Linked DNA regions of Homo sapiens: region 2 is linked to region 1. Evidence: chromatin loops called from intact Hi-C (ENCODE). Cell type or tissue: HepG2. All regions are shown on one strand. Each heading gives the region's core, and the rest is flanking DNA. Links, peaks and the distances in the headings are about the cores only. Region 1 overlaps CFH (complement factor H). Region 2 overlaps CRB1 (crumbs cell polarity complex component 1).

Region 1 (9,107 bases), core at 974-8,973:
ATTAAACCTATCTGTATTATTCTCATGCTGCCATAAAGAACTGCCCAATACTGGATAATTTATACATACAAAAAAAGGTTTAATTGGCTCACTGTTCTGCATGGCTGAGGAGGTCTTAGGAAACTTACAATCATGGTGGAGGGAGAAGCAAACGCATGAAGACAGGAAGGAGAAGTTCTGACCAAAGGGAAAAGGCCCTTATAAAACCATTAGATCTCATGAAAACACACTCACTATCCTGAGAACAGAAGCATGGGGATAACTGCCCCCATTATTCAACTACTTCCTACTGAGTCCCTCCCACAAAACATGGAGATTATGGGAAGTACAATTCAAATTGTTATTTGGTTGGAGATACAGTCAAATCCTATCATTCCACCATGGCCTATCCCAAGTCTATGTCCTCACAATTCAAAACACAATCATGCCTTCCCAACAGTCCTCCAAATCTTAACTTATTCCAGCATTAACTCAAAAGTTCATATCCAAAGTCTCATCTGAGACAAGGCAAGTCCTCTCTGCTTATGAGCCTGTAAAATCAAAAGCAAGTTGGTTATTTCCTAGACACAATGGGGGTACAGGGATTGGGTAAATGCTTCCATTCCAAAAGGGAGGAAATGGCTGAAACAAAGTGGCTATATGCTTGATGGAAGTCTGAAATTTAATAGGGCAGTCATTAAACCTTAAATTTCCAAGATTATCTCCTTTGACTCCATGTCTCACATTCAGGTCATGCTGATGCAAGAGATGGGCTCCCACAGCCTTGTGCAGATGTGGCTTTGTCCCCCTCCTGGTTGCTTTCATGGGCTGGCATTGAGTGTCTGTGGCTTTTCCAGGAACATAGTGCAAGCTATTGATGGATCTACCATTCTGGGGCTTCAATGATTGTGGTCCTGTTCTCACAGCTCCACAAGGCAGTGCCTCAGTGGGGACTCTATGTGAGGGCTCTGACCCCACATTTCCTTTCCTCAATGGCCTAGCAGAGGTTCTCCATGTGGGCTCCCCCCTGCAGCAAACTTCTGCCTGGACATCCAGGTATTTTCATATATCCTCTGCAACCTAGTTGTAGGTTCCCAAACCTCAATTCTTGACTTGTGTGCACCCACAGGCCCAAGACTACATGTAATCCACCAAGGCTTGGGGTTTCACCCTTTGAGGCAATGGACCAAGCTGTTTGTTGGCCCCTTTTAGCCACAGCTGGAGCTGAAGCAGCTGGGATACAGTCCTGAGGCTGCATAGAGCAGCAGGGACCTGATCCAGGTCCATCAAACCATTTTTCCCTCCTGGGCTTCTGGGCCTGTGATGGGTGGGGGTGTCATGAAGGCCTCTGACATGCCCCGGAGATATATTCCCCATTGTCTTGGTGATTAACTTTGGCTCCTTATTATTTTTGCAAATTTCTGCAGCAGGCTTGAATTTCTCCCCAGAAAAATGAAGTTTTATTTTCTATTGCATTTACAAGCTGCACATTTTCCAAACTTTTATGCTCTGCTTCCTCTTGAGCTCTTTGCCACTTAGAAGTTTATTCTGCCAGATACCCTAAATCATCTCTCTCAAGTTCAAAGTTCCACAGATCTCTAAGGCAGGGCAATATGCCACCAGTCTCTTTGCATAGCAGGAGTGACCTTTACTCCAGTTTCAAACAAGTTCCTCACCTCATCTTCATCTGTGACCACCCCATCCTGGACTTCATTGTCCATATCACTGTGAGTATTTTGGTCAAAGCCATTCAACAAGCCTCTAGGAAGTGCCAAACTTTCCCACATCTTGTCTTCTGAGCCGTCCAACTCCCTAGGAAGTTCCAAACATTTTAACATTCTCCTGTCTTCTTCTGACCCCTCCAAATGGTTCTAACCCCTGCCTGTTATCCAGTTCCAAAGCTGCTTCCACATTTTTGGTTATCTTTACAGCAGCACCCTACTCTCTGCAGTACCAATTTACTGTATTAGTCTGTTATCATGCTGCTATAAAGAACTACCCAAGACTGCATAATTTATAAAGGAAAGAGGTGTAATTGACTCACAATTCCACATGGCTGGGAGGCCTCAGGAAACTTACAACCCTGGTGGAAGGGTAAGCAAACATGTCCTTCTTCACATGATGACAGGAAGGAGAAGTGCAAAGCAAAGACAGAAAAGCTCCTTATAAAACCATCAGATCTCAGGAGAACTCACGCAGTATCATGAGAACAGCAGCAGAGGAAAAATCGCCCTCATGATTCAATTTTCTCCCACCAGGTCCCATCCACAACACGTGAGGATTATGGCAATTGCAATTCACGATGAGATTTGGGTGGGGACACAGCTAAACCTGTTCTGCAAGTTGTCATGTTTGCTTTGCCACTATGTTTTAAAACTTCTTTTACATTCTTCCCACAATGCCCCTTCTTATTTCCTACAATATATTATGTTTTACCTGGAATCGTTAACTCTCAATGTGTATCTTATTATCACTAGTAAGTTTACAGAGGCATTGTTTACCAGGCATAGATGATCTCTTTCTGAAATGTATTGCTATTTTTAGTTTCAAGTCCTTCTTCAGTTGGTGACAGTCCGATAGACAGACAGACACCAGAAGGCTAGTTTTAGGAAACATTTGTGTTACTTCTCTGTGATGTCATAGTAGCTCCTGTATTGTTTATTTTCAAATAAAACTACTTAATATTAAAACAGGCATATAAAATTAAATTTATGAGTTAGTGAAACCTGAATTCATTCTTTTTTTTTTAGGCCTTCCTTGTAAATCTCCACCTGAGATTTCTCATGGTGTTGTAGCTCACATGTCAGACAGTTATCAGTATGGAGAAGAAGTTACGTACAAATGTTTTGAAGGTTTTGGAATTGATGGGCCTGCAATTGCAAAATGCTTAGGAGAAAAATGGTCTCACCCTCCATCATGCATAAGTATGGTGCATTGAATTTTATTATATGTATGATAAATATTCTTCATTCAAAGTGTAAGTGGTACCAATAAGAAAGTAAACAGGGACTCTAGAAATTCATAAGGTTTTCTTGAATATTCTGGACTGCTGTGGGAAATTATAGCTGTAGTAATTAAAACATTTGACATTATAAGCCAAATTAGTTCATTTTCACATCATCTTGTGTGAACTTTAAGCATCCTCTGATGTATATTCTCAGACTTCTCATCTCTGTTCTTAGGGCACAGCTGCCTCTACTCATCAATCTCCACATTATTCAATCTTCTGTCAGTTTATCAACAATCTGCCTATAAGTACATTTTCTGAAATATTTTAAAAAATCATTATAAGTATTTCACATTTGATAGAAGCAAAAAATTTGGAAATGCACACACAATATAGGTGGTGTATTATTCCGTTTTCACACTGCTGTAAAGACCTTCCTGAGACTGGGTAATTTATAAAAGAAAAAATTTTAATTGATCACAGTTCCTCATGACTGAGGAGGTGTCATGAAACTTACCATTACCGCTGAAGGGGAAGCAGGCACCTTCTTCACAAGGTGGCAGGAGAGAGAGGAGTGAGTGAAGGAGGAACTTCTAAACAGTTATTAAATCATCATATCTTGTGAGAACTCACTCACCATCGTGAGAACAGCATGTGGGAAACTGCCACCATGATCCAATCACTTCCCACCAGGTCTCTCTCTCAACACCTGGAGATTATTATTCAAGATGAGATTTGGGTGAGGACACAAAGCCTAACCATATCAGGTGGCAAGTATGGACAAAAATAATGTGAACAAAAAAATGTGTAATCTCAATTGCTACGGCTACCAATATTTCTTCAGTCTTCTAATATCATTTCTATCTTGTATTTTTAATAGATTTAGAAGAATTTAATGTAATTAAGACAAAATGGCTAATATATTTTCTCAAGTTATAAGAAAAATGTTGTACAGTATTCATTGATTCTATATATCGCTATTTTAGAATCCATTACATGTATTGTATGTAACCTATTTTTAAAGATTTGCGGAACAAATACATATTTTTCCTATTTCAGAAACAGATTGTCTCAGTTTACCTAGCTTTGAAAATGCCATACCCATGGGAGAGAAGAAGGATGTGTATAAGGCGGGTGAGCAAGTGACTTACACTTGTGCAACATATTACAAAATGGATGGAGCCAGTAATGTAACATGCATTAATAGCAGATGGACAGGAAGGCCAACATGCAGAGGTACTTTGGTGAATTTTCAAAATTTATTTATATAATGTGTGGGCCCAGCCCAGTGGCTGGCGCCTGTAATCCCAGCACTTTGGGAGGCCGAGGTGGGCGGATCACTTGAGGTCAGGAGTTCGAGACCAGCCTGGCCAACATGGTGAAAACCCGTCTCTACTAAAAATACAAAAAAATAGTGGGGCATGGTGACATGCATCTGAAGTCCCAGCTACTTGGGAGACTGAGGCAGGAGAATCGCTTGAACCAGGGAGATGAAGATTGAAGTGGGCCAAGATCGTGCCACTGCACTCCACCCAGGGTGACAGAGTGAGATTCCGTCTCAAAAAAATAAATAAACCTGAAATAAATAAATATATAAGTACAATTTATTTATATAGAGTGTTTTGGGAATAAAATATAGAATTGTCTCTAACATCATTAAAATGGACATAAATTAAGTTTTTACGGCAGGACAAAGTAGTCGTATGCCTAAAAATAAAAAGATGGAACTGAGTATTTGATGATTAATCTTAGCTCAATAGTTCTCAAAGTGTGGTCGCTAAACCGGTAGCATCATCATCTTCTTGGAGATTGTTTGAAATGAAAATAAAATTCCGTAAGCTCATTCTAGACATCCAGAATCAAAAGTCTCAAAGTAAAACCCTGAAACTGTTTTACCAACACCTCCAGGGAATTCTATTTACACTTCCGAGTGAGAAGCATTGCTATAGTCTATTCACTACACATGGATATGAAACTCTCTGATGAATTTTGCATTGTTCAGCATAATATCCTTAATCATTGGCAATTAAATTATCTGAGGTTATTTTTATTATTATAGGCTTTTTAAAAAAATTTTTCCACATCTCCAATTTGGATCCTTTGATTAACCATTCTTCCTCCTTTTAACTTGGGTAATTTTCAAAATGTGTTTTTAATTCTTTGCTTATTCGCTAAGAAAATGCCTATTTGAGTTTATTTTTAAGAGGCTAAAATGTATAAGCAGGATGATTGCAAACAAAAATCTGGTATCACATAATCTATTTATGCTGACTTTTTGCATTTTATAAATTAATGTTAAATAAATAGAACTGGTAATATTTGTTTACTCAAACTCAAAGAGAGATATCCAGGAAAACTTTCGTTTACACTGGCTTCCAGAAGGGAAAAATAAAGGTCTATCAGTGTTCTAGCGAAGGATGAAGAAGAAATTTAAAACATCAACGCTTGTACCTTACAAAAAATAGTTTCATGTCTTTTCCTCAATATTACATTTAAATTTATTAAAATCAACAAAATATTTGATGAGATTGTCTACTTATTTTAAATTCGTCTTGAAATATATTTGTAACTGTTATCAGTTGATTTGCTACTCAAAATGAACACTAGGTGGAACCACTTCTTTTTTTTCTATTCAGACACCTCCTGTGTGAATCCGCCCACAGTACAAAATGCTTATATAGTGTCGAGACAGATGAGTAAATATCCATCTGGTGAGAGAGTACGTTATCAATGTAGGAGCCCTTATGAAATGTTTGGGGATGAAGAAGTGATGTGTTTAAATGGAAACTGGACGGAACCACCTCAATGCAAAGGTAGAGTATTATATTTCTTTTAACATTTTGGGGGAGTATAGCAGGGTTAAAATATGTTGATTTAAACAAAATGAAGTCATTTTTATTAATAGATTTTTCAAATGCAAATAAAATGACTGATGGTGCTTAAAATTCAATTCTTCCTGTGAACAGAACACAAGTAATAGGGTATATTATTTTCCAGAAAGATTCGACCAAATTGAGAGTTGGAACCTGAAAAACAATACTTTTTAAGCATTACAACACTTAGTTCCTTCTCAGGAATACGTGTAATAAAAGATACATTATGTGCATTTGACAGCCATAAGTGATGTGCATTCTAAGATATGGAATAGGCAGTTGAAGAGAGATCATAGACTGTGATATAAATGTGGGCATCTTCAGTATATGGATTATATTTAAAGGTGTGTGACTGACTGTATTTATAAAAAGAAGTCCGAGCACATAGTCCTGGGTCATTCTAATATAAAGAGATGAAATAAGGGAAACCAAAAAAGGAAATTGTATCTTACTCACCTTTATGTTTTAAAATTAATGTTTTTCTGTATTTTTTTTTTCACTATTTTACTTAGACTCTACCTATGTTTATTATTGAAGTGAGTTTTTGTAGACAGCATATAGTTGGGTCATGTTTACATATCCATTCATCCTTTCATGGCCTGTTAACTGGTGCACTTGGACCATTTACACTTAAAATAATTATTGATATATAGGACTTAAATCTCTGTCGTTTATTTGTTTCTGCCTGTTTCCTCTGGGTTTCAGTCCTATTTCCCTATTCCTCCATTCCCTGTAGGGAAATTATTAAGGAGATTAATTTCGATTCATATGTATTGTTTTCCATTCTATCTCTTTGTATAGCTTTTCTCCTCCTTTTAAAAAGTTGTTGCTCTAGCTAATACTATATATGTAATAATATATTACTGTCTACTGGCACTGACATTTAAATCTACAACTGGAATATGGAAACCTTACTTTCATGTAGATCCATTTACACTCTCCACGTTGTAAGTATAAATGCCACTAGTATTTTCTCTGCATACATTGAGCTCCATATTAAACTCACTTGCTTCAAATATCGAACATAATTGAAAAAACTTATGAGGAAAAAGATATCCTGTTATATTGACTCCTCTGTTTATCCATTCTATTTTTCTATTTTTTCAGGATCCTAAAGTCTCAAGCTCTTTCTTTTATCTGTTTTATTTTAATTTGAAGAATTCCTTTAGTTAATCTTTAGGCATAGGTCTACTGGAGACAAATTCCCTTGGTATCCCTTTCTCTGAGAATGTCTGTATTGATCCCCTTACTTGTAAAAGATCGTGTCACTGGATATCAAATTTGGAGTTGACAGTTCTTTGAACACTTGAAAACCGTGCCACATGGTTATAGATGAAAAACTCAGCATCATTTGAATTGTTGATCCCCTCGAGGAAAAGCATAGTTTTTGTCTAGTTGCTTTCAAGGTATTTTTTTCTTTTTTTAAAGTAGTTTTATTTTAATGTATATTGGTATAAATTCCAATGTTTTTATCCTCTTTGGAGTTCACTCAGCTTCTTAAATATAAGTTTATACCTTATGGTCAAAATGGGAAGTTTTCAGGCATCATTTTATTTATTCATTTTTCCAGCCCAATATCCTTTCTCTTCTTTTTCTGCATCGGCATTATTTGTTGTTGTATTTTTCTGAATGTCTCAGTTCAGTTTTTTGTTTTCAGTTTATTTTCAGAGTGGGTAATTTATATTGCTGTATGTTCAAGTTCATGGATTTATTTGTCTGTCAGCTCCCCATGTATTATTAAGTATATTCAGTGTTTTTAAAAAATTTTTGTCATACTTTTCCATTTTATAATTCCTATGGGATTTTTCGAATATGAAATAAGAAACTTCCTTTGTCATAGTTTTCTATGTTTAGCATGTATTCATTCGGAAAGACATTTCTTAATCCTGGTCTACCATAAGCAGCAATATTTGTTAATGTTTTATGTGTTCTTTCAGTACGGAGAAAAGAACTTAAATATATTACTTTCAGTTTAAAGGGTTAAAATTTCTTCCAGGACTCATTTCTTTCACCAGAAATCACAAAACTGTTGATATTATATACAGTGCTGTGTTTGCGTTTGCCTTATTTGAACTTGTATTTTGATTTGCTCTCACAACAAATCAAGTGATGAAATGATGTTTTTTAGATTCTACAGGAAAATGTGGGCCCCCTCCACCTATTGACAATGGGGACATTACTTCATTCCCGTTGTCAGTATATGCTCCAGCTTCATCAGTTGAGTACCAATGCCAGAACTTGTATCAACTTGAGGGTAACAAGCGAATAACATGTAGAAATGGACAATGGTCAGAACCACCAAAATGCTTACGTAAGTACTTTAATATTCACGTGGCTGGAAAAATCTCTGTGATGAGTCTGATATTTCACTGTTTGTAACAAAATACTCACAGATTATTGAACAACCATTCTGCTGAATGCTTGCCTACCAAATATTTCTGTCAGAAAGTAAAGTTTAGAAATTTTTCTCTTTAGGGCTGGGTGCGGTGGCTCACACCTGTAATCCCAGCACTTTGGGAGGCTGAGGCGGGCAGATCACGAGGTCAGGAGATTGAGGACCATCCTGGCTAACACGGTGAAACCCCGTCTCTACTAAAAATACAAAATAATAATAATAACCGGCATGGTGACGGGCACCTGTAGTCCCAGCTAGTCGGGAGTCTGAGGCAGGAAAATGGCGGGAACCCGGGAGGCGGAGGTTGCAGTGAGCCGAGTTCGCGCCACTGCACTCCAGCCTGGGTGACAAAGCGAGACTCCGTCTCAATAAAAACAACAAAAAAAGTAATTTTTCTCTTTATATTTATATTTTATTTTAAAGCATTTAGTTGACAAATAAAAATATATTTTGATGTTTGACAATATGTTGTTTTGATATATTTATGCTACAAAGATTACCACAAATTAATTAGCACATTCTTCATCACCTATGCTTAGCATTGGGTGTAGGTGGGTGTGTGAGTATGTGTGTGTGTGTTTGTGGTGAGGACACTTAAAATCTGCTTTCTTACCAATTTTCAAATAAACAATACAATATTATTAGCTCTAAATATCACTAGATCTCTATGTTTGATTCCAAGTTCTTATTCATATTATAGCTGAAAGTTTGTACTCTTTGACCAATATCTTAATCAAAAGCAGCAATGATAAGTTCTAAAACGCAGGGATCCTAAAATGACAACTGATGTAATGAATCATTGATAATACACCCCTAATTCTCATACATTAAACATCGAACCTCATTTTCACATCGATTACCATTCTAAGTTTATTCAAATCAATATGATGTTTCTACATAGTTGGTTTGGATA
Region 2 (13,980 bases), core at 3,148-11,147, 590 kb after region 1:
TTCACACTCAGTATTTATCCTCCCTATCCTTTTGAATCACTGTTACTGTTTTAGGTCAATTCTTCACGATGGCCACATTTCTTGCTTTGCTTTATTCTTTGGCTTTTCCATTTACTTGTAAGGGGGTAACTTACCTAGCCTATGCTTTCTCACATGCATTCATTCTAACTTCTGCTCACCACTTTCTTACAGTTCCTGACTCATATCTCTAAGACACCACACACATTTTAATACCATGTTCTCCCTTAGCACTTGCCGTTTTTGTACCTTCCTGAAAGCCTTCCTGAGGCTTTCAGCTTTTAAACTTGCCTTCTTCTCCCAACACTTTCACACTTAGTTCTTTATTTTGTCATTCTTTTTCCAAGTGTTAAGCAATATATCTATTTGGAAAATATTTCTCTTCAAAATTTGCACCAGAACCCTCCAGCATCATTTTACTTTTAAACATTCTAAAACTATATATTTTATAAAATAGACACATTCCTAGTTGCTCTAAAATGAAATTTTTCCCCTCTCCCTCCTCCTTTACATACAACCAGTCTTCAGAATCTGCTGTTTTGACATCTAAGATATGTTCCAAATTGAGCTCATCCATTCTTTTCCTTGGTTAGGTTTATTTCAACTCTTGTGTGTACTACTACACAACCTCCCAGACGTTCTACTTATAGCTTCTACCTTCTCGAAGTTGTTCTGAACACTGCCTTTGAAATAACTTTTCTAAAATAGACCTATGCCGTAGTTCTGAAGAGCCTTGAGAGCTTCCCACTACACAGAGAATAATTTTAGCCTCTCCCTGAAAGCACTTCACAATTTGGGCCCATGACAGTGGCCATGTCCTCACACATTCCACCGAAGCCTTCTATTTCCTCTAATAAATCTTCTTCATTTCTTATACAAGTCATTTCTTTCCCCCTGGAATGTCCTTCCTCACTTCACAATGTCTACTCTGAAGTTCTGCTATACTTTTTAAGACCTAGTTCAAATATCACCCAACACAAGAAGTGTTTCCAGGTTCCTTTCCAGCTGGAATAATAATTCCACACTGCTGCAGTAATTATATTCATTATGTTTGTACTAGTTGACACCTGTATTAAAGAATCCCCTATAATTCTTTCCTATTTTACATATATCTATGTTTTTGCACCCCCCCCCAAATGTTAGTTTCTAAAGGACAGAGTATTGTTTTATATTTATTCTTTAATTCATCAATACTTTCTGAGTTTCTATTAGATGTCAGTTAGTGGATTAAGAAGAGGAGTCCTCGGCCAGGCGCGGTGGCTCACGCCTGTAATCCCAGCACTTTGGGAGGCCGAGGCGGGAGGATCACGAGGTCAGGAGATCGAGACTACTGTGAAATCCCGTCTCTACTAAAAATACAAAAAATTAGCCAGGTGTGGTGGCGGGCGCCTGTAGTCGCAGCTACTCATGAACCCGGGAGGCAGAGCTTGCAGTGAGCCGAGATCGCGCCACTGCACTCCAGCCTGGGCAACACAGCCAGTCTCCGTCTCAAAAAAAAAAAGAGGAGCCCTCTTCCTCCAAGAGCCTGACTCAGTATTTGTGAGTAATGGCTGCTTAATCAACTGTTACTAAATTGTTCTAAGTTTTACAATTCTTCCATATATTTCTGGGCACCCTTCCCCATCCTGAAACTCAGGTAAATGAATATTAAATAAGAATTCACTTTTTGTATTATTTTATGTATACTCTATGATGCTAAAATGCTTATGTCAAATGGAAAATTATTTTATCAAGTGACTTAATTGTCAATACTATCTAAAAGTTATAGGAAATATTTTAAAAGCTTATAAAACAATAGTTGTATGAAAAGCTCCTTGTTTGTATGCCATACTGAGGTGTCTCTTTCTTTGGTGGAGTTATGGCAGGTGAATTTCAATATTTTTTAAATTTTTGAATAAAAATAAGAAATTTTTGTGGGGCTGGCTTGGAAGTGCTTTGTTTACAATGGTCACATTTAAAAATCAATACAGTTCATTAAGATAGTGTCTTCCATTTTCTGCTTCTATCTCAATATTGTGAATGGTGATTAAAAGGAATAGATATAAAATCAAATTAATGTTTCATTCATTTCAACTATAGTATTGTGTAATAGTCTTATATTTGTAAAAAAAACACAGCTTGCAAAACTATATTTTACAATGTATGTTTTTTAAATATCTTAATTAAATTGGATTTTAATGAATCCTTTCAGTCGTCTAAATTTAGGCATAAAAGATGGAAAGGGTGGCCAGGTGTGGTGGCTCACGCCTGTAATCCCAGCACTTTCGGAGGCTGAGGCCGGCAGATCACGAGGTCAGGAGATGGATACCACACTGGCCAACATGGTGAAACCACATCTCTACTAAAAATACAAGTCCCAGCTACTGGGAGGCTGAGGCAGGAGAATTGCTTGAATTGGGGAGGCAGAGGTTGCAGTGAGCTGAGATTGTGCCATTGCACTCCAGCCTGAGCGACAGGGTGAGACCCTGTCTCAAAAAAACAAAAAACAAAAAACAAAACAAACAAAAAAAACAGCTAGAAAGAGTATATTCTAAATGTGAAATGTAGTCAAATTCCATCATAAGGCACTTCACCTTACAATGAATTCATTTATACTGTAGGTTGTATCACATCCCTGTAGGGTCCAATGGGAATGAGTCCCCTTTTCTCACTATAACACTTAGGTCCACAATGAGGATGCTTTCCTTGTCAATCCCTGATATAATAGTGTTGTTCCCTATTTGACTATATTCTTCCCTTGTTTTCTATGAAATCAGCTACATGTTATTATTTCACCTTTTCAAGTGACATATATAAAACTTTCTTGAAAACAGAATTTAAACAAGAGACTCATAAGGCAGATAAAAATCGGGTCTATTATTAGCTGGTTAGGCTTGTTCGGGTAAAAAAAAAAATGCAGTCATAGGCTTGCTCACCAATCTCCTACACAAGTAGAATGGCCTGTGTTCTAGTAGCTCATGGGTGTTTCTCAGCCCTGACTACTCATTAGCAATTACCCAGGGAGCTCTGAAACAGAGGTGCTCAGACTCTACTTCCAGAGGGTCAAATTTAATTGATGAGTCTAATGTATAGCCAGGGCTGGCGGCCAAATATTAAGTTCATGTGAGCTTTATTTGGAAATTTTTCTTGCACCATACCATCATTTAGACACACAGGGAAGTGTGTTTATTTCATTGCTATCCCATGACCACCAGTGTTTGTGGCAGCCCAGGCCAACTAACGAGAACCCCAAAGAAGGTCTGTAGAACCAAGGGAAAAGCCAAAGTTGAGAAGGAAAGAAAAAAGACCATCAGCAATCAGCATGGATGTGCTGGAGTGCTCTGCCTCAACTTAGACCTCCTGATGAATCCTGGAAACTGTATTACAATGACCTAGCTGCTGTGCACCACATCCAAATTTAGAGTGATCATAAAGAACTCCTCTTACAGAAAAAAACCTGTGTTCCTCTGAGCAGCAAAGTAAGAAAAGGTAATAAATTTTAAAAGGCAGAGAGGTAGAAGGGGAAAAAGAGCTGTAGCACATAGAGAGGGTTCACACTGCGTGAATTCTCCTCTGTGCACTCCATTATGCTTCATGGGCAGTGATTCATGAACTACAGAAATGGTCTCAGAGAGAGCCACTGAAGAGGCTGGTGAGAATCTGCTGTGCATAAGCAAAAACTCCAATTGAAGCTGAAAGTAAGTGGATGCAAACTTTTTTAATGAAAAGAATATTAGCTCTAAGCATGTGACTGCTTTTAGTTCAATTTCATGCAATGAATCATTTCATAATTGAGGCCTTCTTTAAAATTAGCCAGATTGATTAATGTACATTTTTCTCATTCAGATGCCTGCAGTATGAGAAAAATAGGGCTGTAAGAGGGCAGAGAAAGGCCAGTTCAATGTATGTTGAAACAAATCAATGTAGAAAAATATCTTATTCCTCTATTACAAAATAGATCTTTGGTATAAAAGTAATCTTTTGGGAAATAAGAAAATGCACTATATTCAATGTACTTTTCAACTATATGATGAATTTCCTTGCAGAAATAAAAATGTACAAAAATTCATCATATAGTGAAGGAAATGTATTTGTACTTACAGAGTAGTTAGAAGACTAGTTAGTTCATGGAGACTAGTTAGGAGGCCATTGTGATAACCCAGGTATAAGGTTTTAGGACCTGGCCTGGGAGAGTGGCCATGGGCATGAAAGGAAAGAGAAAGTATAATGTCTCTAGAAACAAGACTCACTTAACATTTATCAAGGTCAGAGTATTTTCAAACTTATTGTATCCAAGGAAAACTTGAAAACTCTGATATGAAACAAATGCATTAAAAGTTTAACTGGCATTGTCAACTTAATAAGCTTACAATGTAGATCAATGGGTCTCAAGTGTTGGCATGCATCAGACTCACCTATACAGCTTATCAATAAAATACTGTTTTCAGTTCAACAGATCTGAGGTGGGGGTCCAAGAATATGCATTTAAAACAAGTTCCCATGTGATGCTGATGCTGTTAGTTTGGGGACTACACTTTGAGAACCACTGACATAGACAGTTATGTGGATTTCCATGTGACATCCTTGACTGTTATTTCACAAAGTCCATGAGGCAAGGAAACACAAATCAATAAAAGCAGGCTTTTATATAAAGCACTTATTGCTAGTAACAGTTCTAGGTACTTGATGATATGATTTGAGTGATTGCCTCCTCCAATACTCATGTGTTGGAGACATAATCACCAATGCAATAGTATTGGGAGGTGGGAACTAAGAGGAGGTATTTAGGCCATGAGGATGGAACCTTCAGGAATGGATTAATACCATAATAAAAAGGGCTTTTTGGAGTGGGTTCACCCCCTTCCACTCTTATGCCATGTGAGGAACAATGTTCCTATCCTCTGGAGGATGCAGCCTTCATGGCACCATCTTGGATGTGGGGATTTACCAGACACCAAGCCCACTGGAACCTTGGTCTTGAACTTTTAAACATCCGGAGCTAAGAGAAATAAATTTCTGTTCTTTATAAATTACCCAGTCCTATATATTCTGTTATACCAGCACCAGATGGACTATAAGACACATGATATGGATTTTTTAAATATTTGTCGAATTCATTAGATCATTAATTTATTCAACACATATATATTGAGTACCTCAATGAATTGGGCATTGTTCTATGTTCTGAAAATGAAAGCGTAAAGAGAAGTGATGACAAAGTCTCTTACATTCTGCAAGGAAGAGATAGATGTCTATAAAACAAGTAATAGATATACTGTATATAGTAGGTTAGAGGGTAATAACTGCATGGAGAAAAGTAAAACAAAATAATGGTATTAGGGATTAACTTTAGGTAGAATGATCAAGAAAGTCTTCACTGAGAAGGTGACATGTGAATAAAGTTCTAAAGAGGAGAGGATGGGAACCAAGGAAATGTCTTGTGGAATAGCATTCCAGGCAGAGGAACAGCAGATGCAAAGGCCCTGAGGTAAAGAGTCCTTGCAATGTTTGAGGAGCAGCAATAAAGTTAGTGTGACTGGAGTGAAGGAGGAAGGAGATAGGTCAGAGCAATAATGAGGTCAGACTGTTTGGGACCTTGTAGGCCATTGTAAGGACTTTGGCTTTTACTTTAAGTGAGATGGGATGTTATTGGAGAGTTCTGAGCAGAGAACTGAAATGATTTGACTTACATTTTAACAAGGTCACTCTGCTTATTATGTTGAAGATACACTGCAGGGGGCGATAAGCATGGAATTCAAGTGTCTAAGGGAGGTTAATACAATAGTCCAAGAAAATCCACTCCTTGTGGGAGAGAAGAGTGAAAGAGACCTATCAAGTTTTTTGTTTCTTTTTGTTTTAATTTTTTTTTTCAGATGGAGTCTCTCTCTGTTGCCCAGGCTGGAGTGCAGTGGTGCAATCTCGGCTCGCTGCAACCTCCACCTCCCAGGTTCAAGCAATTCTCCTGCCTCAGCCTCCTTAGTAGCTGGGAGTACAGGAGCGTGCCACCACGCCCAGCTAATTTTTTGCATTTTTAGTAGAGATGGCATTTCACCATGTTAGCCAGGGTGGCCTCGATCTCCGGAGCCTGTGATCCGCCGCCTAGGCCTCCCAGAGTGGTGGGATTACAGGCATGAGCCACCTCGCCCGGCCCCTATCAAGTTTTAACAGTAACTTTCTCCCCTCCCTGTTCCACCCTTAACATTTAAGATGGAAATTAACAAAGAAGGATCATGGATCATGCAAACAAAATGAAAGCATGCCTTTCTCTCTCTGCCCTCTATTGCCCTCTGATGGCAATGTCTAGATTATTCAGAACAAATCTGTCCTTTAGAATATTCTAACAAGAATGCAGTCTTTCTTAGTAGCTTCTGTCCACCATATTGCCATGCAGTGTCTTTCACGTACACAACTGCAACATATTTTACCTCCCTGGGTTACATGATGGTTACTCATTTAAAGTGTCCTATCAGCACTTCTTTTACTTTTAATGATAATTCCTGTTCCTCTTGGGCCTTCTCCAATAGTCCTCATCCATGCTGATGCATAAGTCTAAGAGGTATGATGTAACTGACACTGCCATTACAGTGGCACATATCAAAGACATAATTCGAATTTCAGTCGTTGTGGAGGTTTGAATCTGGGCTTGGTGTTCTATCTTTTCTAAATATATTTTGATCAACTAAATCACTTTGAAGGCATCTGTGGCAAATAATATAGATAATTTAATGGTCATGGGAAATAATTTGAGGAAAATAAAATATGTTATTAAATATAAGCTTATTTCATGAGAAATAATATTATTATATCAAAGAAAAATGGTTGTTTTTATATGCGCTTAATTATGAAATTGATAATGTTTTATGGTGTCTTATAAAGAAAATTAAACACTTGTTCAGGCTTTTGCTCAGAACTAGAGTCATTTGAAGTAGTTTTTATGAATAAATGAAGTTTCCAGGTTTTGACAAATGTTTGTTGAATGAGTGCACAAAATAACAAATATTCACTCAGCAAATACTTATATTTGCAATGCACTGGGCATTGTGCGGACTTCGGAGATGTAAAAGTGACTAAGATAAAATGTATTCCTGACAAAATGCTCACAAATTATTCTGGGATCAGGAATGTAAACAACAATTACCATCTGTCTATAAACATCATGCTGTGGAAGAACAAAGAAAGAAGCTGGTAATGTTGGTTGGAGTCAGGAAATGTTCCTAGGAAAAAAAATGGCCTATGAGTAGAGCAAAAATGCATCCCTTTCAGAATGTAAAACTGAAACTTGTATCTTCCTCCTACATTTACTATTATTATTTGAACAATAACATGTTGAATATCAAGGGAGAAGGACTGCAGAGATATTTTGGAAAGGTGTTGCTATGATCTGAAAAGTTTGGTCCTTCCAAAATGTATATGTTGAAATGCTGTCCAAGGCGATGAAAAGGTGAGGCTTTTGGGAGGTAATTTGGTCATTGCGGGGAAGCTCTCATAAATAGGCTATGTGCCCTTATAAAAGAGGTCCAAGAGAGATCCCTCACCCCTTCTACCATGTGAGGACATAGAAAGAAATTATAATCTATGAGCCAGAACGACAGCTTTCTCTCTGACATGTGACTGCTATTTCTCCTAGTGCCTACCTAGTTATCAGCAGGGTGTGTGTGCCAGTCCGAATGCAAAGGGGATGAGCCAAAAAATATATAGTAATATAAAGAACGGATGTGGTGGAAAGACAAATTTGGAAGTAGAAGACAGGGATTCCAGGCTCAGCCTAGATGTTCTCTAGTGGTTTGGTACTGATAAATAACAATTATGAACTTCCATTTCCTCATTCAAAGATTGGCATGGTAATACAACCTAACTTTTAGGGTCATGATGAGAATGAAATGGATTAACAAAAGTTTTTCCATAGACTATTTAGGCTATGAAAGAGTTAATTGCCAATATTTCTGTCTCTTAAAACATTGCTACTAATGAATACCTATGGTATCTAAACAATGTTTGCCTTTGTTTTTTACAGGTATCATTTTCTTATATTTGAATTGCATTCAAGTAATCTTATACCTGATTACTTGAAAGTATTATTTTTTGAATACTGTTAGAACCCAACTCAGGAATAGATTAACTGAAGTTCGGTCAAAATCTCTCTGCCACACTTATAAATTTAAAGTGTAATATTTTAATATGTGTAGGCAAGAATTCAACTTCTAAAATGGCCATATCATAAAATAAAGAACTAAGAAATTACTACTATTTTAACAATTTCATATATTTAGGAATAGTAATTATCCTAATGAAGAGAAACATAAGAAAGTAATTTGCTATGATTAAAACATAATTATGGAAGTACGAAAATATATAATGTTTAATACTGATGTATTTAACATAAAATGAGAATGTTGTAATTTTTCTATAATCTTTCAAAAAAACATAAAATTAAAGCATAAACCATTCATAAAAGTAGTGTATTTTTCAAACATAGCATCTTGGAGTCTCTGAAATGGGTTACTCCAGCTTTTAAAATTTGATATATATTTTGCTATTTTCATAATTCTTTTAAAAAGTGTGGGTGTATATATATGTATAAAATATAGAAAGTGTAGGGGGAAAGTCATTCGTTTAACTTGGGAAAATAATATATTACTATCTTGTAAATTTTATGATATTTATGATGCAAGTGAAGTGGGAGAAATGGCATACAGATGGATTTAGAGAAAAATGGCTGGAGAAGAGGAATGAAGAATGAGCTCACAGAATTAGAAGAAACTGTTCTCCAAACAGACAACTGTAATCATTAGATACAAGGAAGTAGGAGAATTTCCTCCCAATGCCCCACTCCTAGGGCTGACAAAGAGAAGACATTCTTTCTCTTCCTAGAATTAGTTTCAGCCTCCATGATATTCTGGGAAGATGGTTTTGAAACTGTCAAGAACATTCTTAAACTTTCACTGATGGTAAAATGGTACCAAAGAGGACACAATGTGAAAAGGATTAAGAAAACCTGAAAAAAATGTTTAATATGGAAACCACAGGTTATTACAGTTTTGTCTAGCAGTAAAGCAAAACTTGTAGAAACAAAAAGGATTATAATAGTCACAATAACAAAATAATAAAATATAATCAAATAGTTAAATAAAATAATGACAAAGCATTAATAATATTTATAAAGACAAATTTTCTGTATCATCAGATTTAATACATCATCAGTCTTACATACATTTCAGATATCATTAAGAAAGAAAAATTATTTGGTTAAGTTGTAACAAGAGGCTAAGGCACTGCTGATTGTAAAGTGCATCTCGGTTCTAGAGAGTTAAAAATGTGAGGGAGTAAAAAAGGAGTCAGAATTGACAAAATTCGGCAGTCCTTCAGAGATAGAATCCTGGGCTTGTAAAATCTGCTTTAAGTGAATGATTCAAAAAGAGAATTTTGTTATTTTTGGTGTCCTTAGGAAAGGTGTGTCTAAATTCACAAGCCAGAAATCTCATTGGCTAAAACGCCAAAGATGTTCCCACTGAAAATAATAATTATCCACGTTTAATCTCTTACAACATCTTGCTAAACATTGTTATGCTTATGTTATTAATCAGAGCAGGAAGTCATCCAGCCTCTCCTTATTGCTTTAGGATGTTAAACAGATTGACTATAATATCTAGGAGGAGAACTTACTGTAAATCTATCACTATAATGAAAACCGAATGCTACAGTTCCACATTGCTCTGATACTTGTGTCACCGACTTGCACTGATAACTGTTGTACTTGATATACATAAAAAGCCCCAAAATAGCATACATAATTATTATTCAAAAGAAAAATATTATGCATAGAGGCCTGTTAGGCATCACATACATTGAATGGAATTTGAAATTTAAGATGATAGTCTGAAGCCAGACTACAATTATTTCCAAAGCGTGGACTCTGCAGATAATGAGAAAGGCATTCAGAATGGTTTATCAACACCTTGCTGCGTGCATGGTGTGCTCCCTGCCCACTGTAAAGAATGATGAAGACAGCGTCAAAGTCAAGACCTGTTCCATCCTGATAGGATATAATGTCCATTATCTTGTGGCACGGAATCTTAACATGGATCTCTAAATGCCGAAAGATGCCAATTGGAGTGCAAAGTCTCTAAATACTGATCACAAGTTTGGGGCACAATCATTCTGAAACCATAATAGGTTTTAAACATTTGCCAAAGCCACAAATTTGACTTTTGGGCTTTTGATTTATGGCTTGTGGAAGCACTGAGAAGCTCTGTTTGGCATACAGTTTGCCTTCCTGTAGAGGTGGTTGATTATTCCATAGCTGTGACTTGATTATTCATGCATTCAACATTTATTGAGCACTTTTTAAATATTCAAGAATATGTGCTAAATGCCACAGATATTGGTGTTAAAGGTCAAAGGCCCTGACCTCAAGGAGCTCACAATTTTGTAGATAAAATAGAAAAATAAGCAATTGAGGACAATATATATAGACATTTATATTAAGGGGAATTTTGAGAGCACAGTGAAGCAGCATTAGAGGCAAATATAAGTAACTATAGTTTCCAGAATCATGGGATACACAAACTGGATATTTGGGAACTAACTGGAGCTAGCCTGGGGAAGGAGGGAGTGAGGAGTGGGGCATTACAAGTAAGGGAAATACCTATATGCAGCCTGGAGTCTTGAGATACAGTGGAGCTGTGAGGCCACTGCTGTGGGTGGCACCAGTAGAATCTACATCTTTTAGAAGCTTCTACTGCATTACAAGGCAATTATGCTTTATTTCAGAGACAGGGAGATAGAGAGGGGATGATGTCAAAAATTTAAGCAGACGAGGGTACAATTATATTTGTACTTTATAGTGATCACATTTCTATAGAAATGTAGAGAGTGATTGCGAAAAGAGAAGTCAATAATAGTGAGAGCAGATGAGACATGATGAGGGTTGAATTAAGGTCACAGCAATAAGGATGGCACCTTAGATCCATTTCTAAGAGAGAGATGATGAGATCTGATGACTAATTAGGACACGGGGAATAGTGGCAAATAAGATGATAACTCCTAGAACTATGGCTTGGATGACCTGGATGATAATACCATTCACTGAGAGGAGAGTTTTGGCAGGGATGGGGGTGGCGCAAATCAGCACAGGTGGGGAGATGAAGGTTATCATTATTTGGAATTGTGGAATGATGCCTGTATTAGTCCATTTTCACTCTGCTAATAAAGACATACCCTAGACTGGGTGATTTATTTAGGAAAAAGGTTTAATTAACTCACAGTTCCACATGGCTGGGGAGGTCTCGCAATCATGGCAGGAGGTAAGGAGGAACAAGTTGCGTCTTACATGGATGGCAGCAGGCAAAGAGAGAGCTTGTGCAGGGAAACTCCCCCTAATAAAACCATCAGATCTTGTGAGACTTATTCACTATCACAAGAACAGCACAGGAAAGACCTGCCCCCATGATTCAATTACCTCCCACAGGGTCCATCCCATAACACCTGGGAATTCAAGATGGGATTTGGATGGGGACACAGCCAATGCCTGTGAGATAACTCAATGCCATTGAGATCTCAATGCCTGTGAGATAACTGAAGAAGACATTCTAGACGGTATCAGGAGGATGATCTGGGCCAGACGCAGTGGCTCATGCCTGTAATCCCAGCACTTTGGGAGGCTGAGGCAGGCGGATCACTTGAGGTCAGGAGTTTGAGACCAGCCTGACCAACATGGTGAAACCCCATCTCTACAAAAAATACAAAAATTAGCCAAGCATGATGGCATGCGCCTGTAGTCTCAGCTACTTGGAAGGCTGAGGCATGAGAATTGCTTAAACCTGGGAGGCAGAGGTTGCAGCGAGCCAAGAAAGCACCACTGGTGGCAAAGTGAGATGAGTGAGACTCCATCTCAGAAAAAAAAAAGAAAAGGGTGATCTGGTCTGGAGGTACAGAATGCTAATGTATATCTACATTCGCTTATGTGAAAACGTCACAGGGAAAAATCTTTCTGACTTCTGTGAGAATGATCACCTGTTTCTCTACCTATAGTCTCTTCTCAACTACGAATAGATAAACCAAACATTTTTTTTCCCAATGCACCTTTAATCCCATGGCTTTTGCTGAAACTTGGCATTTATTCAATGAAACCACTTTCCACACAATCCTCTTTGAAGAGTCCTTATCTCCATGATTCATTCTTAAGGCCAAGAGGGAAGGTTGGCTTTCTTGCTGAAACCACTGTTCCCATGAGTCCACTAGTGGGACATTTAACTTCAGTTTTAAAAGGATGGCTTCCTTGGGTGGACAAGGGGGAAAAAGCATTCCAGACAGAGATCAGTGTATACAAAAACTTTGAGTGGTAGAGGTATATGGTAGGTTTGAGGAAAAGCAAACAGTCTGGTATGACATATGACTAGCATGTAGAATGATGACAGAATTTTAATAGGAGCCATTGGAATTGTATGGACCATGCTTTTGGAATTCTGTGAGCTTCTTATTCTCAGTCACCTTCATCTTTATTCCACTGCAGCCATACATTGATCCAATTTCAAGTTAGACCCTGGCGTCATTCAAACCTGCTTTACAACAGAAATTGTCACCACATCCTGAGGCTTCTCATTTCCTTTCTACTATTGAATTTTTAGCAGAACCTCTGTCGCCTGGCCTTTCCATACCCATACTCTCTCTCACTCCTTCTCTATCTTGACATCTCCCCAACAATCATGGACTTAATGAGAAGCATCTCAAGAATGTGTCTGTCATTGCTCTCTAAACATTCTTGTTTTTGACCTTCAACTTTCCAGTAGTGGAAAGCCCCATTTTCTACCTTCTTCTCGTCTAGCTGTAAAGCTATTAATCCACTTCAAATATTTATTACCTAATTTTAGCTATATATTTGCTATTGCTTTGTGGCTTTTTCTACATTAATTGTTGATTTTTTTAAATGGTATTTGACACGCTGGCTGCTCCAAATTTTTCCAGTCTCTATATTTTATACTCCCAGTAATGTCATTTATATTTATTGATAAGTGAATTTAAGGTTATTCTAAATTCTCTTTTAGAGTTGTCTTTGCTTCCAGTCACTTTTCAAACATTTTTTATTCTACCTACCCTGAAGAATTAAGGGTGGAATGCAGGAAATGACAAACACACTATAGTAATACCTACCATTGATGTAGCATTTACTGTATCCAACCTCGTTGTTAGTAGTGATAGAGCAGAGCTCAGTCCTGGATGGTCTGTCAAAAAAATTTATGTTCTTTCCACTCTTCCATGACCTTAGTTATGCCAAGTAAAATAGCCATGGAAAATCTCATTCACAGACTGCAGTAGAAATAGCTAAGCCTCAAAGAGCAAGCCACTTACCTAGAAACAAGTGCTATTGCAAAAATTTCCATTTTCACCGACATAAATTTAGAGTTTTTTATTTTTTAAAAAACAATCAAATTTAATATGCTAGCTTCTCTTTTAAGTTGGTTATTTGTTGAATCTAGTAACAGTTGTAAATAATAGATGGTGTTAGAATATCCTGCTGCATTTTCTGTAGAGAAAAATGGGCACAAATCAATTGAACTACTACTGACTTCTGAGTTTTTTGAAAGTCTTTTAATACCATTTTAATATATAATTTATTATTTGGGGTTAGAAACAAAGAAATAAAGATGGATAAGTATAGATATTCTTCCTTTTGTGTCTTTTAAAACCTGTATGCAAATGCAATTATTGCATATCAAATACTATTTTGGCACTTAATAAAATAGTTTGTTATTTAAATACTACTACAACTTGTATAAATCATAAACTTATTTTGCTTAGCAAATAATACCTACTAATTTTGGGGGGATAAGTACAGTTTTTTTTTAACATAACATTACCTTAAAATGAAGTGTTAATAGCTTCTAATGATGCCATTAATTACATTGTCACCAGTTTTTGTATTTAAGGGTAGTATTTTACAAAAAGAAAAATTAAGATAAAAATGTCTATGCAAAATGAGCACTT

The links. A loop is a pair of places that touch in the nucleus more often than their neighbours do. Peaks named below come from ENCODE experiments on the same cell type or tissue, not always from the same donor. Only the 100,000 strongest peaks of a DNase experiment are listed, where the experiment ranks them.
Region 2: it touches region 1 in a loop (6-fold over the local background); 2 of 110 quality-filtered maps call a loop at or near these places.

The regions. Positions count from the first base shown.
Region 1 is chr1:196,737,890-196,746,996 of GRCh38, forward strand. It overlaps CFH (complement factor H), which reads left to right. Exons shown (of 22, transcript NM_000186.4): 18 at 2,730-2,903; 19 at 3,986-4,162; 20 at 5,563-5,739; 21 at 7,928-8,110. Among named protein-coding and RNA genes, the nearest start is that of CFHR3, 32 kb to the right of the region's middle. RefSeq lists a silencer at 877-1,077. In HepG2, for the core only: a CTCF peak has its summit at 5,546 (motif pointing right); a DNase peak (open chromatin) is centred at 5,582.
Region 2 is chr1:197,329,650-197,343,629 of GRCh38, forward strand. All of the region lies in intron 2 of CRB1 (crumbs cell polarity complex component 1), which reads left to right. Among named protein-coding and RNA genes, the nearest start is that of CRB1, 68 kb to the left of the region's middle. In HepG2, for the core only: a CTCF peak has its summit at 6,281 (motif pointing left); a DNase peak (open chromatin) is centred at 6,282; H3K4me3 peaks cover 557 bases.